Regions from separate parts of the Homo sapiens genome. Here region 1 is linked to region 2. Evidence: read pairs that join two places in POLR2A ChIA-PET (ENCODE). Cell type or tissue: GM12878. All regions are shown on one strand. Links, peaks and the distances in the headings refer to the core of each region. The heading gives the core; the rest is flanking DNA.

Evidence for each region. ChIA-PET counts read pairs that join two places held together with the same protein. Peaks named below come from ENCODE experiments on the same cell type or tissue, not always from the same donor. Only the 100,000 strongest peaks of a DNase experiment are listed, where the experiment ranks them.
Region 1: POLR2A ChIA-PET joins it to region 2 with 5 read pairs; 3 of 35 experiments call an interaction of 5 or more read pairs at or near these places.

The regions. Positions count from the first base shown.
Region 1 is chr7:120,834,802-120,839,745 of GRCh38, reverse strand. TSPAN12 (tetraspanin 12) reads left to right here. Exons shown (of 8, transcript NM_012338.4): 4 at 834-969. Among named protein-coding and RNA genes, the nearest start is that of TSPAN12, 21 kb to the left of the region's middle. In GM12878, for the core only: no CTCF peak of the experiment used is centred there; DNase peaks (open chromatin) are centred at 1,285 and 1,955; H3K27ac peaks cover 2,389 bases.
Region 2 is chr7:120,923,714-120,932,209 of GRCh38, reverse strand. No RefSeq gene overlaps it. Among named protein-coding and RNA genes, the nearest start is that of ING3, 23 kb to the left of the region's middle. In GM12878, for the core only: no CTCF peak of the experiment used is centred there; a DNase peak (open chromatin) is centred at 4,309; H3K27ac peaks cover 482 bases.

The sequences.
Region 1 (4,944 bases), core at 120-4,119, 90 kb after region 2:
GTAAAGAACCAGCATAGTTACTTTTCCCTAAGAAAATTACCGTCAGCTTCCTCTTACCTTCATATTCTTGGGTTAATGAAAACCATACACCACAATGATTTTTTTTTCTCAAATTTCAAGGGTTAATCTACTAACATCACAGGGGACAAATTACTTTTTACTCCATCATCTCTGAATGGAGATTGTATTATATGACATCTGAATTGTGGTAAGGATTAAATGAAAACCATTTTTTTCAAGTCCTTAACACAGGGAAAGTTAGCTTAATAATGGTTAATTTTTATCATTAATACTGGTTTCGGTTAATGAATTTTTCATCGTGTTCTAGCAAAAATCATTTCTACCTATTCCTTTCTTTAAATGTAGATTGATTTTCCTTTGCATAGCAGTCTTTTACATTTTGGGGGAGGATCAATTGTCAGGGAGAAGAAACGTAGTGCACATGGGATCAAAAATTAGAGAAGAGGAAGGAGATTCCTCCCAGCTGGGAAATAGCAAAGGCTCCCATGTGATTTACTTAGGCTAAGGCTTCGGAGATAATAATAGATGGACCTTTTATCAAGGTCCTGTATATTATATGTTAAATGAGTTGGGGTAGGAAAGCTACCACTTGTATTAAAAAAAACAAACACTGCAAAACCAAAAATAAAGCAACCGAGCAAATAAACATAAAAACAATAGCACAGTGATTTTGAAAATAACAATGCAGTCACTAGTTTTGAGGCATCATGATTGAAAGAATTATTAACACAAATCACAGTTGTGTCTTCTGCTATGTCTTGGGTGCATTTTGATTATATTTTCTTTCTAATACATTATTTTTCTTCTTTCAGGGTAGAGGAAGCAGTCATTTTGACTTACTTTCCTGTGGTTCATCCGGTCATGATTGCTGTTTGCTGTTTCCTTATCATTGTGGGGATGTTAGGATATTGTGGAACGGTGAAAAGAAATCTGTTGCTTCTTGCATGGGTATGATGTTATATTTTCTCTTTATTATAGTTAAAAAGATTAACCAGTAATATATTATTTTTTAATCAGTTCACAAGATTAGGGAGCAGTGATAGCAGTAACAACATCCTGTAAGAAGGGACGCTTTCGTTTCACAAGAGATTATTTGAATACACATATTTGCTGTACCGGATGAGGTATGGAAATATATATAAGCAATTTAATTATTTCACTCCAGCTACGTGTTGACATTTTCATTTGAAAGTATGAGTTCTTTCTAGTGTCCTTGTAGTTATTAGCACTCAAAAAGGCCCCTTGGGACTGGAACTGAGAAGCCATAAAGGAACTGTTTCTTTCTCTTCTATTTTTAAACAAATCCACCCTGTAAGCTCCTATGGAAATTCAGGTTGTGAGGTAGCAGACGTATGTAATGGTCCTGTCACTGCCTTTATATAGTTTAGAGAACATAAGCGAGTCTCAGTTTCTATAATCTTGGTTGTTGTTTTTTTAACTCTGAGAGTTGCACTAGGTACTTTTTAAATTAGTTTCACCATTCAAATTCTGTGACTAGTCTTTTAATTCAAAAGTAGGCAAACATTTTTAACATTAAAAAATTGAGTTGATTAAAATACTGTTTATATAGATATTTTTAGAAGAGCACTTAATGTGCAAAATATATACTAGTGGCACCAGGTAATGAGATTACTAACATATAGTTGCAGACATATAAGGCTGAAAAATTAATTCATTGAGTATACGCTTTTTTTATAGTAGGTCTCAGCCCTGGCTGTGTATTAATTTCATATAAAGAACTTAAACAATTTGAGTGGTGTGCTGGTAAGCTGGATCACTGGGCAGAAAAAAAGCTCAGATTTGTAGCATTTGGGGATTTCCGTGGGGTAAATTCTCCCAGCATGGTCAATTTTAAGTTACCAACATGAAATCACTGAATGTGGAACTGGGGACAGATGAGTACAAATTGGCTCAAGGAGCCAGCTCCCACACACTCGTGCTTGACTGGCTCCCATGCCAAGTCAATTAAAACAGAATCTTAGTGTGAAGTTGAACTAAAGCTTTGAATTTCACAGTATAACCTGTGTTAATGTATTACTTAGCTTCTTGGAGGGTAACTGTTCAGGTCGAATATTGAAAAACACAAAATGCTATAGAAAATAAAGCACACTCAGGCCGGGCAAGGTGGCTCACGCCTGTAATCCCAGCACTTTGGGAGGCCGAGGCAGGCAGATCACGAGGTCAAGAAATCAAGACCATCCTGGCTAACACGGTGAAACCCTGTCTCTACTAAAAATACAAAAAAATTAGCCGGGCATGTTGGCGGGCACCTGTAGTCCCAGCTACTCGGGAGGCTGAGGCAGGAGAATGGTGTGAACCCGGGAGGCGGAGGTTGCAGTGAGCCGAGATCACGTCACTGCACTCCAGCCTGGGCGACAGAGCAAGACTCCATCTCAAAAAAAAAAAAAATAAATAAATGAATAAAATAAACCACACTCAGAGATGGGGAAACATGCCTACTGCTTTATTTCTCTTCATATAGGTATATAGTGAAAGGGAGAATGGTGGAAATTTGGGATCTTATTTTGCAATTTTAGATATTTGGGCAATAATTTAAACATAAACAAAAGGACTTACTTTACATGAACCTTCTATAATTTGAGTAGAGTATAACATATTTCAAGTTTTAAATAAAGAGTCTCAGAATTCTTTTTTAAAACGCAGTCTTACAATGATGTCTCTCTTGCATAACCAATTAAGGTCTGACTGCCATTTCCTCCCTCCTCCCAACTTTTACTCTGCACAGTCCCTATGCAGTGGGATGCTGGAGGGAGGCAGGGCAAGTAGGGTCAGGTATTTCATGGAACCACAAAGGCTTTGGAAACACATTTTGAAAACTCTTTATGCATTCCCTTAGGCTGCTTAGATGCTAGTAATGCAAATTGACAAACAACAAAGTAATGTGGCCTGCTACTTGAAGTAGAGCAAATCTTAAACTTGTGAATGAGAGTCTAGTTTGTAATACTGGCAAGAGCATTATAATGCAAAAGTGGCAGGGATGACTGAGGTTCTAAAGGCCACTAATTTACTCATTCATTCATTCTCCAAATACTTACTGATCATGTATACCACCAATTTTTGCTATCAGACCTGTCTTTATGAGATAAGACCTCTAATAGGGTTTGCACTGGGTGCTATTGAGGCCAGAGAGGAAGAACTCTGAGCTCAGCCCGAAGGGTTCAGTGCCACCCTCTGGGAAGATGATGAGCATAGATTGATTTTGCTTTTTTCCATCTCTACTTTGCTTTTTGGATGTACTCTTTTTTACAAAGCATCTTTTTATGCATTGCTGTTCCATGTGTCCCTAGGTGACATCTACATCTTGGTTCCTCCTTCCTGTTGATTGCCTTTGGCTGTTCGTTCTCCATTCCCTTTGGGGTGCCTCTCCTCTCATGGCAGGCTTCTAGTCCTTACTCTGTCTAGACCTAACACAGCTTCCTTCTTGCTAAAGAATGATCTGTGGTCTCAACTACCATGTATCTATCACTCACAACCAATTTGCATCTGGTCTGTTTCTCAGGCTCTCCTCTCTGGCTTCCTCCCCACATCCCACTCCTCTAAATAGCTGCCTATTCCTCTCAGTTCAGATTCTACAGTCATGGGAAGTTGTCCTCTCTTTTCTGTCCTCCTCTGGGATGCCCAAGTTCAGGCTTTCCTAACTTCCTGCTCAGACAGGTGCAGAGACTCCCTATTGGGTAATGAAGTATGTACCAACACCTCAAATGTACACCAAGCCCTTCTACAATGGAGACTTGATCTGCCATTTTTTGCTTTTTTATCTACTTCATTATTCTCTGGTTCTGTATTTTCTGACCCCTGAACAAACTTTCTTGCTCCGTTCTTCTCTACATTTATTCTTGCTGTCTTCTTAGCCAGAAATTTCTTCTCAGTACTTTCATTTAAATATTACTAGCCCATGAAGACTTATCTGAAATGCTACCTCTTCAAATGATAATTATGACACTGATGATAATTGAAGTAGTTAACATTTCTTGAGTACTTACAGTGCCAGACACTGTAGAGTTTTACCTGAATTTTTTTTAAATGAAGAGTTCTTGTACATGAGTTAATCAATTTTATCCTCTCTGCTGAGTATAAAATTGGACTAAAACTTTGAATTACCCTTATTATTCACTTAATATAGATGAGGAAATGAGGCATAGAGAGATTAAGTGAGTTGCCTAAGTCTACACAGCTAGTAAAGAGAGGATCTAATATTCAGGCCATGGCAGTCTAGTTCCAATATTTGTAACAATTTTGCCATTTTACTCTATAATAGCTGATTTTTTTCCTAAGTGTTTACAAATGTGTCCTGTAATGTATAAAACATTTTCATTTTAAACCTGACGACAATTATCTGAGATAGGTAATTATTAAATGAGGTTCAGAGAGGTCAGTAATATGCCACAAGTCATTCGGCAATAAGGCTGGGAGCTTGGATTCAGACCTCGGCGTTCCTGATTGCAAAGCCCATTCTCACTGGGCCTTTACTGATGTCTCTAATAGACTTTTCCCAACTTTTGAAGCCTAGTGTATTTCTCTTATTATAAACTTCCTTTTCTTTTTAATAATCAGCCCAGACTACCAGACTACAAACAACTTCAGTAATATGAACCATTCACCTTGCTCATTGCTTTAATAAGTGTTTATTAAATCATTGAATAACAGACAGTGAATTAGAATAGTGAAAGTAGGAATGACCAGCACATCAGATTAAAGATGTTGCCTGGAAGGCAGTGATGAGAGTGAGATTTTAACAGAGGAATTTGACTGTTAGAAAAGGTTAGATTACAAGGGGAATGGCTCATGGAGGGGTGGGCGGTAAAATAGTGCAGAATGCGACATGATGTAAGGTCTTGGGCAAATATTTGCAAAGTAACTTACAGTATTTTTTGTGTGCCCTTTAACCTTTTATCCTAATTA
Region 2 (8,496 bases), core at 2,658-6,657:
GATTCCTAACTCCAGCTTTTGTTTCAGCATTTTGGACACTTTTTGTTAACGATGATATATCAAATATAATACATCATTTTCTCTTGTGAGGGTTCCTAACTAATTTCTCTTCATAGGAGAAACTGATTTCTTTCTCACTCGCATTTACAGTGCTTTCTACTTTAAAGCCAAGCAGTATAATCTGGTAGGAAAAGAGTTGATGGCAACCTCTATGTCTTCACAACTTTTAGAGCTATCTTCTCTGGCCCCCTTTTTTTAAGTTCTTTGTTCAAATGGAAAGTTCTTTTTTCATCTCTCTCTCATTCCTTTAAAACTTAGAGCTTTAAAGTCAATGTTCATTGAATTATTTAAGAAAATCTTTCAACCCCCATTAAAAACTGACCACTTGCATAAACTTACATCTAATAAAACTGACCTCCTATCTTCCCTTTCTATTCTACATTGCAAACACACACTCATGTTCAATTTGGCTTTTAGGATGGTGATTAGTATCATTAATATTAGTAGCTATTACATTCCTTTCTCAAAAGTAGGCACCAGTGTTATTCATTTTTACTGTAAACTTTTAGAGGTAGCTATGTCAATAAATGAAATTTGATGATAAATATTGAATACTATGGCCCTTTACCACAAACATGTGGTATTTTACTTTAAACTATGTGTGCATTCTCAACTGAAGAAGTAAATTATGGATGGTAACATATATTTCAAGATCAGAATCTTTAATTTATTTGATTCATCAACAGGAAAATGCAATTTCCGTATGTCTTCCAACTTGACTGTTAGCCCAGATTTAAACAAATACACACCTTCTTCTCTTTCAGTTATTTTTTTCTGCAGCTGAATTAGTCATAATTTCCTTTTTGTTGTTTCTTTTTTTTTTGCAGTCTGCAAATACATCATCAGCAATTAACCATTTACTTTCTGTTTTCTCAAAATTTATTTAAATGAGTTTACACTTTATCTACTGTTAGCACAAAATAAATCTTTAAAACTGATTAACCTTTAAGTTAAAAAGATCAGTTTTTAACTTAACGTTTTATTAGTGTATATTGTAAAAAAATACATGTTTTAAAGGCCCATCTTTGCATTGTCTTGTATAAACTAAAATATAATGTAATTTTGAAAGGGTGCTTTTGGATCATTCAAATATTAAAATATCTCTGAAGACTGATTCCTATCAAAAGTTTTTAGTTAAGTATAGTTTATTGCTTTTAATGCTATGAAAATATTAGAGATACATTTTGACTTTATCTTTAAACTTTATATATTGCCATGTCTTCAAAATATACTCAGCTTTATTTAACACTTTTGTTGGTGCAGTTGTTAGCAGCACATGCTTAGGAGTTGGACAACATAAGAGTAAATGTTTTATCCGTAACTCACTGACTGTATTTAACTGTTCCTTGCCTCAGTTTCCTCACTTCTAAGTGGGGATAGTAACAATTCCTACTTCATAGGGTTGTTGTAAAGATTAAAAGAGTAGATATATGTAAAGTTTGTAGAAGAGGGCCTGACTTTTGGAAGCATTATAATGAAGAGTGGTTAAAGTCATGGGCACTGGAGTTGGGTCTGGGTACCAGTGCCAGTTCTACCACATACATACATTTGGGAACTGGAGAGTAATTTATTTGGTCTCTTCTGTAGGCTCCTGTCTTCTCCATCTGGTAAGGATGATAATACATATTATGTGTGGTAGAGCACATAAGATGAAAGACTTAATATCTGCCATGTGGTAAGCACTCAATTAATAGTTCCCAGATATTTCCAATATATTTTAGAAAGCCTTTTAAACATTTTTTACGGCAACTAAAGAGTAAGGTTTAATGTTAAGGTGAGGAGAGGCAAGAAAATAACAAAAAGGAAAGTAGTTTATAGTCAATGGCACTTTCAGGGCAATAAAGGAATATCGCTTCCTTAAATATCAGTCTGTGGGGTAGACAGCAATAAAAATCACTTTGATTTGAATTAACACAGCACTGTTCACTTTTTTCTTACTTTAAATCCCATTTGGTCCTAATGTCCTCATTTATCCACAGAATAATTCCATTATGATTTTGATACCCAGAGCTGTGTTCTTGCAGGGTTGGCAAGTGTTTGTGTGGGAAGGCCCTCCTTCCAAAAGTAGCTTCACCAAAACAAGCCACCATTCAATGCATTGTTCCTGATAAAAATGCCTGTTATTTGGGAGTTGTCAGAAATCAGTATGTTTTGTGAATTGGTTTATTATCTCTTAACAATTAAATGAGGAGTAGGGCATAAAGTTTTAATGAGGAACAGAATGAAGAGTATCTCAAAAACTCAGTTGATTTTCTAGGCCCTGAGAAACTCAGATAGTAACAATGATTGAAAAGTGTTAGATGTACTTTTCTTTACATTTAAAACCCCAAATTAATTACTGTTTTTGTAAATACTTATATTTTGAAAACACAGTAGGAATAAAAATAATTGACCACAGTTTGAAAATTATTGTACAATTTTGCAATTTATAGGTCAAGAAATCATAACTTTAAAAGAGTTCCTGTTTCATGATGGCTAAAAATAAACTTTTGGGGAAAAAACGCACCCAAATTCAGGACTAGAGGTCAGTACAAAGAGGAACATGACTTACAGAAATTACATTAAATTAAAGTTCTATCCAAAAAAGTGAGAGGAATGACTTCTATTCAAATTTATACTATATATGTATTAGGAAGGATCTTATGGTTATGACTAATTCAGAGCCTTAGATTTCTTCTCTATAAACTGGAGCACTTGTCTGTCAAGTGTATTCTCAGTCTTCTTCTAGTACCTTGGTCAAAGCACAGCAGTCTCCATAGCATGTATTTAGGCATTTCTTTCTCAAGTTCTTTCTGCTAATTTAACACTGACCCTGTGCCATAGATGTGAGTCACTGTCATAGTAACACTTATGCTCTGAACATTGAATGTTCCTCATCTACTGTTATTGCTCTGGCCTCCTCTACTATTTTAATAATGATTTTAATATGCATTATGTATCTATTGTTTCACAATATGTTAAATCTCAATAGTTAATTTCAAGCTTAATAGCACTGTGCTAGTCAGTGTAATCCTTTTCATAGTCAATTGGAGTTGTATATAATCCCCTTCTCTTGGATGAAGTATGTGTGGGTATAAGAAAAAAAATATTAACTTTATTGAAATGTATATTGTCTGGTTAACCACAATAATGGAAGTTTTAATTTTTAGATCCTGCTCTTCTACACAAGTTTTCTTAAAAATTATCACTTATTGGGGTCATAGATTGTGGCTCTTCAATCCAGATTTACTCTACAGAACAAGCCTTATGTGGAGGGTATTATTATTTGCTTTTGTAAAAAGTAAGTTTTTTGATACTCTTATTGATTCAAGCATGAGTTTTCCTTGATAAGATGCAATTTTACCTAACAATGAAATGATTAATGGCACATAGCTTTATGAGTCAAGGTATTTGTACAAGAATGTGGAAAAGTGGTAATTTTATAACTGATTTGATCAGAGTGTCATGATTGAATTCTTTAAGGACAGGTATTTATATAAAGAATATGGTACTATCTTTAGAACAAAACATAATTTATGTTTTTTGTTTGTTTTTTAAATTCTGTAAAACAAAAACAATGAAAGATAGATTACGTAAATGAACCATGTTGGTTTTGGATTTGCAATATCATTAGATAGATACTAAATTTTAAAACCTTACTAAACAGTAATGAATGACCAAAATTAGTTCTAAATGTATATTTTAGCATAACTGTACAATAGCTACTATAAATTAATTGATTCATATAATTAATTTTATTTGCTAAAATTCCTGTTAAAATCTTTGAATACACAATAAAGTACAGCAAAACAAATTCTTTTTAAGGAATAGCTTCCTGCTTTAAAGTTGGAATCCTTAGAAGATATTATTAAACTATATATCAGTGACTCAGTTAAATTCACGGGAGATAACATTTCCCATTAAAAATTCCTGAAACAGCTCATTGGGCAAGCTATATAAGTTTATTTCTGGCAATTGCTAGTAAACTATTCTGGAAGTTCATAGAATTAAATATTGAAAATGCAATCCCTGACTGTATTTTGGATATAAATCACACCTACCAAGTTCGACTAAGAAACTAAGGTGTAGTGAGGAGTCACATTGAGCTTGTGTATATCTCTCTTGTTCTTGTAATTCACAAAATCCAGCTGTAAAATGTGAGTCTGTCATTTTATTTTCCATGATGACTCAGTGAAGACTTGGGAGGATCATGAGATCCTCAGAACAGCAGAGGGGACATTAGGCTGCGGACCAGGTGTGAAATGTAAAATCCCCTACTGTCTTAGTTTCATTTCTTTCTCCTAACTTCCTCATTGCTGTCCAGGGTTGTGGAAACTGTTTTCATCCTAGATCTGTTTTTTATTCAAAGACTTGTTTTAGGAAAAGGTTGTAAACTGATTCTGTGTGTCTAGCCTTTGGGAGACTGGCTTATCCCTACTCTGAAGTTTTTCTGTCACTAAATGATTCTTCCATTTTCTGTGGACACCAACTGAGTGTCTTCTACAATTCAGTACTATTCTAACACTACCTAGAGTTAGTGTCAGCCTCCACAGGTTTAAAGGCTCATTCCCACAAAATTGCCCTTACTTCAGATGCCAGTTGCAAGTCTTGGGTCCCCAGACTACCTGCACTTTTGTTCAACTTGGTGACAACTTGAAGGGTTCCCACATCCCTCCCCAAGATTTGATAATTCACTAGAACTCCTCAGAGAACTCAGAAAAACACTATCTATGTTTGCCATCTTAATACAATGAATGCAACTCAGGAGCAGCCAAATGGAAGAGACGCAGAGGGCAGGAAATGAGGGTTAAGTGGGGTATGGAGCTTCCATGCCCTCCTGACACCTTGATATGTTCACCAACCTGGAAACTCTCCATACCCGATTATTTAAGGTTTTTTTGTTTGTTTGTTTTTTATGCAGGTTTCATTTTGTAGGCATGACTAATTGAAGCTTTAGCCACTGATGACTGAACTCAATCTCCAGCCTCTCTTCCCTCCCAGAGGGCTGGAGGAGAGTTTAGAAAGTTCTAACTCTAACCACCTTGTTGGTTTTTCTGGTGATCAGCCCCCATCGTGAAGCAATCTAGGGACTGCTAAGTCACCTAATTAACATAACTCAGGTGGAGTTAAAAAGGTGCTTGTCATAAATAACAAAAGGTACTCCTCCTACTCAAGAAATTCCAAGCATTTTAGTAGCTCTGTGCCAGCAATCAGAGACAAACCAAATACATTTTTTTATTATACCATACCTATCCATCTCAGATCTTATTAGACCCCATAAAAAGTTTACGATGTCCTTATGAACCAGTTTAAATGAGCTCCCATTGGCCAAATTTGTGAGAGATAAATGACAAAGAAGCAAAAACTCTTTCTTAAGTATAATGTCAACCATTAACAAATGTTGAAGGAATGATGGTGTTTGAAAAAATCATCACTTGGGAGCAATCATATTAATAATCAGTTCAGACAGGAATGATTAGCTGATTCTAGAACAAGTGGGTAAAAATGTGATGAGGAACAGGATATTTATGTAGTATCAAAGTATCTCCTCCAAAATATTTATTAAATACAAGGGAAACATAGCAGTTTTACAAGTACTTGTCTAACACTGAAACCCAAGTGATTAATGTTTAACATCAACAAAAATAAGGCAAACCAATATCATGTGCCCCTAATATGATGCTCTGGAAGAACCCAACATTACTACTGTAGCATTCTACAGAAATGTAGTATTCTGTAACAATCTATAGAAAAATGTGTAACCTGAATCTAATCATAGGGGAATATCAGACAAACCCAAATTAGGGGATATTCTACAAAATAATTGACCTATAGTCTTCAAAATTGTAAGCCAAAAAAAAAAAGAGAATAATTTCAAACTAAAGGAGACCAAAGGACATGACATATGATCTTTGATTACAATGTTGACCAGATTTTTCTTTAAAAACATTATTAGAACAATTGAGAAAAAAATATAGTCTTTAAATTAGATAATATTACTGAATCATTGTTAATTTCTTGATTCTTGTATCAAACTGTAGACATGTAAGAGAATGATTTTTTTCTTAGGGATTATGCGCAGAAGTATTTGGAGCAGAGAGAATCATGGCTGTTAACTACACATTTTTTTTTGAACAATTACAGAAATTTGTTTTTATGAACAATTTTTTTCTAAACAGTTTTTTATTATCTACATATATATCAAAATGTTATCAAATATCAATAATTGGAGAATCTGCGTGAAGAATAAATGTGAAATTATTTCAAATATAACATTAGACAAGAAAAGTTTGGCTGTCCTTTTATTCAAGGCAGAGGAAATCTACTGTAGAGCTAAGGAAGCTTCAGCGTCAGAGCCCCACATTGACTTGAATCTCTTAATAAGGTTCTGGAAAGGACTCTAGTGTTGATATGGAGTGTTAGTCCTAGGGTTGCTGTAATAAATTACCAGAAACATGATGATTTAAAACAACAGAAATTTCTTCCCAGTTCAGGGGGCCAGAGGTCCGAGATCAAGAAGTCACAGAGCTGCACTCTCCCTGGAGGCTCTAGGGGAGAACACTGCCTTGCCTCTTCTGGCTTCTGGTGGCGGTAGGCATTCCTTATGTCTGTGTCACTTCGTCTTCAGATGGCCTTCTCTGAGTCTATGTCCTCTCTCATAAGGATGTTTATCTTCTCTCATAAAGACGCCTGCCTTCTCTTTTCTTAAAAGGATGCTTGTCAGTGGACTCAGGGTCCACCTCGGCAATTCAGAATGGTTTCCTCTTAAGATCCTTAACTAAATTGCATCTGCAAAGACTCTACCCAAATAAGGTCACATTTATGGGACTGGGGGCCAGGACATAGGCATATCTTTTGGGGGGCCACCTTTCAACCCACCACCACATGTGGTTTTATGATTTTTGTAAAATTTGCAATGAAATGTTTTCACTTGGTTAAAACCTCTTTCTTTCCACTTCAGCATTCTCTCTGTTACACTTATCCTTTGGTTGGGTGGCTTTGGAGTTCTGAGCAAGTTGAGGATCTGATGGGAATTCGAGTAAGACATACCTTTTATGTGAATCTAGGAAGATATATTTATGTAGTTTGTAGGGCTGGCTTCTAGGAATACTTTCGTGCCTGCTGTACTGACTCACACTGTTCTGACACAAAGGTGCAGGGTCATACCCATACCATCCTATAGATGTGTGCTATAGCAATGAGCACTGGAAGTAGATGGATCAAACAGAGGGGTCAGGGGCAGGGGAGGTTTGAGGGACACATTTTAAATAGATGAAACAAGAAGTATGTGGAAACTTCTTACAATTATGTGATGTATAAAATTATGAGCAGGCTGGTTGTGGTGGCTCACACCTGTAATCCCAGCAATTTGGGAGGTAGAGGTAAGCAGATCACTTGAGCCCAGGAGTTCAGGACCAGCTTGGGCAATATGGCAAAACCCGGTTTCTACTAAAATTACAGAAAAATTCGCCAGATGTGGTGACATGCATCTGTGGTCCCAACTACTTGGGAGGCTGAGGTGGGAGGATCACCTGAGCCCAGGAAGTCGAGGCTGCAGCGATCCGTGGATCGTGCCACTGCACTCCAGCCTGAGTGACAGGAGTGAGACCCTGCCTCAAAAAACAAAAAAGCAAAAGATTCGGTTCTCATCAATGCCTTGTCAAAAATAGTCTCCCTTATTAGCAATATACTTGCTGGTGAAATATGTAGAATTATAAATGCATAATGTATACTTTTTTCAATATGGAGATTCAGCAAAATTATATTGATCAGAATTCTTATTTGTGAGTCACCAAAGTTTTGTAGTACTATAAGCAATTAATGTAACTGTGAAGTCACACATCTTATGTTTTCAAATATATTAGATTGTATCTTAGCCTGTTTGCTGTAAAATGAACTGAAGAAGTCTGGCTGTTACAACCAAAATATGTAAATTGCTACTGACTCAGTGAAATGACCTGAAGAAATACTAGTTCAGTAAAAAAACTCTTATCAACGTCCATCAATAAGCCAATGTGTGTAGTATTAATTTACACAATTATATACCTCAGTACAGTACTGTCAGTTTAAAAATGGCTTTTTCTTTAATTTCACCTTAGTTTTCTTCTTTCCTTTTTTTTTTTTTTGAGTCAGTGAGACAGGGTCTCACCCTGTCACCCAAGCTGGAGTGCAGTGGCGTGATCATGGCTCACTGCAGCCACAATCTCCTGGGCTCAGGTGATCCTCTGGCCTCAGCCTCCCTAGTTGCTGGAACTACAGGCATACGCCACCACACCCAGCTAGCTTTTTTATTCTTAGTAGAAACAGGGTTTCACCATGTTGCCTGCATTGGTCTCAAACTCCTGGCCTCAAGCAGTCCCCCACCTTGGCCTCCCAAAGTGCTAGGATTACAGGCGTGAGCCACTGCATCCGGCTTCTTTTATTGAAAACTATTGATCTCATCAAAATTCGAGTATG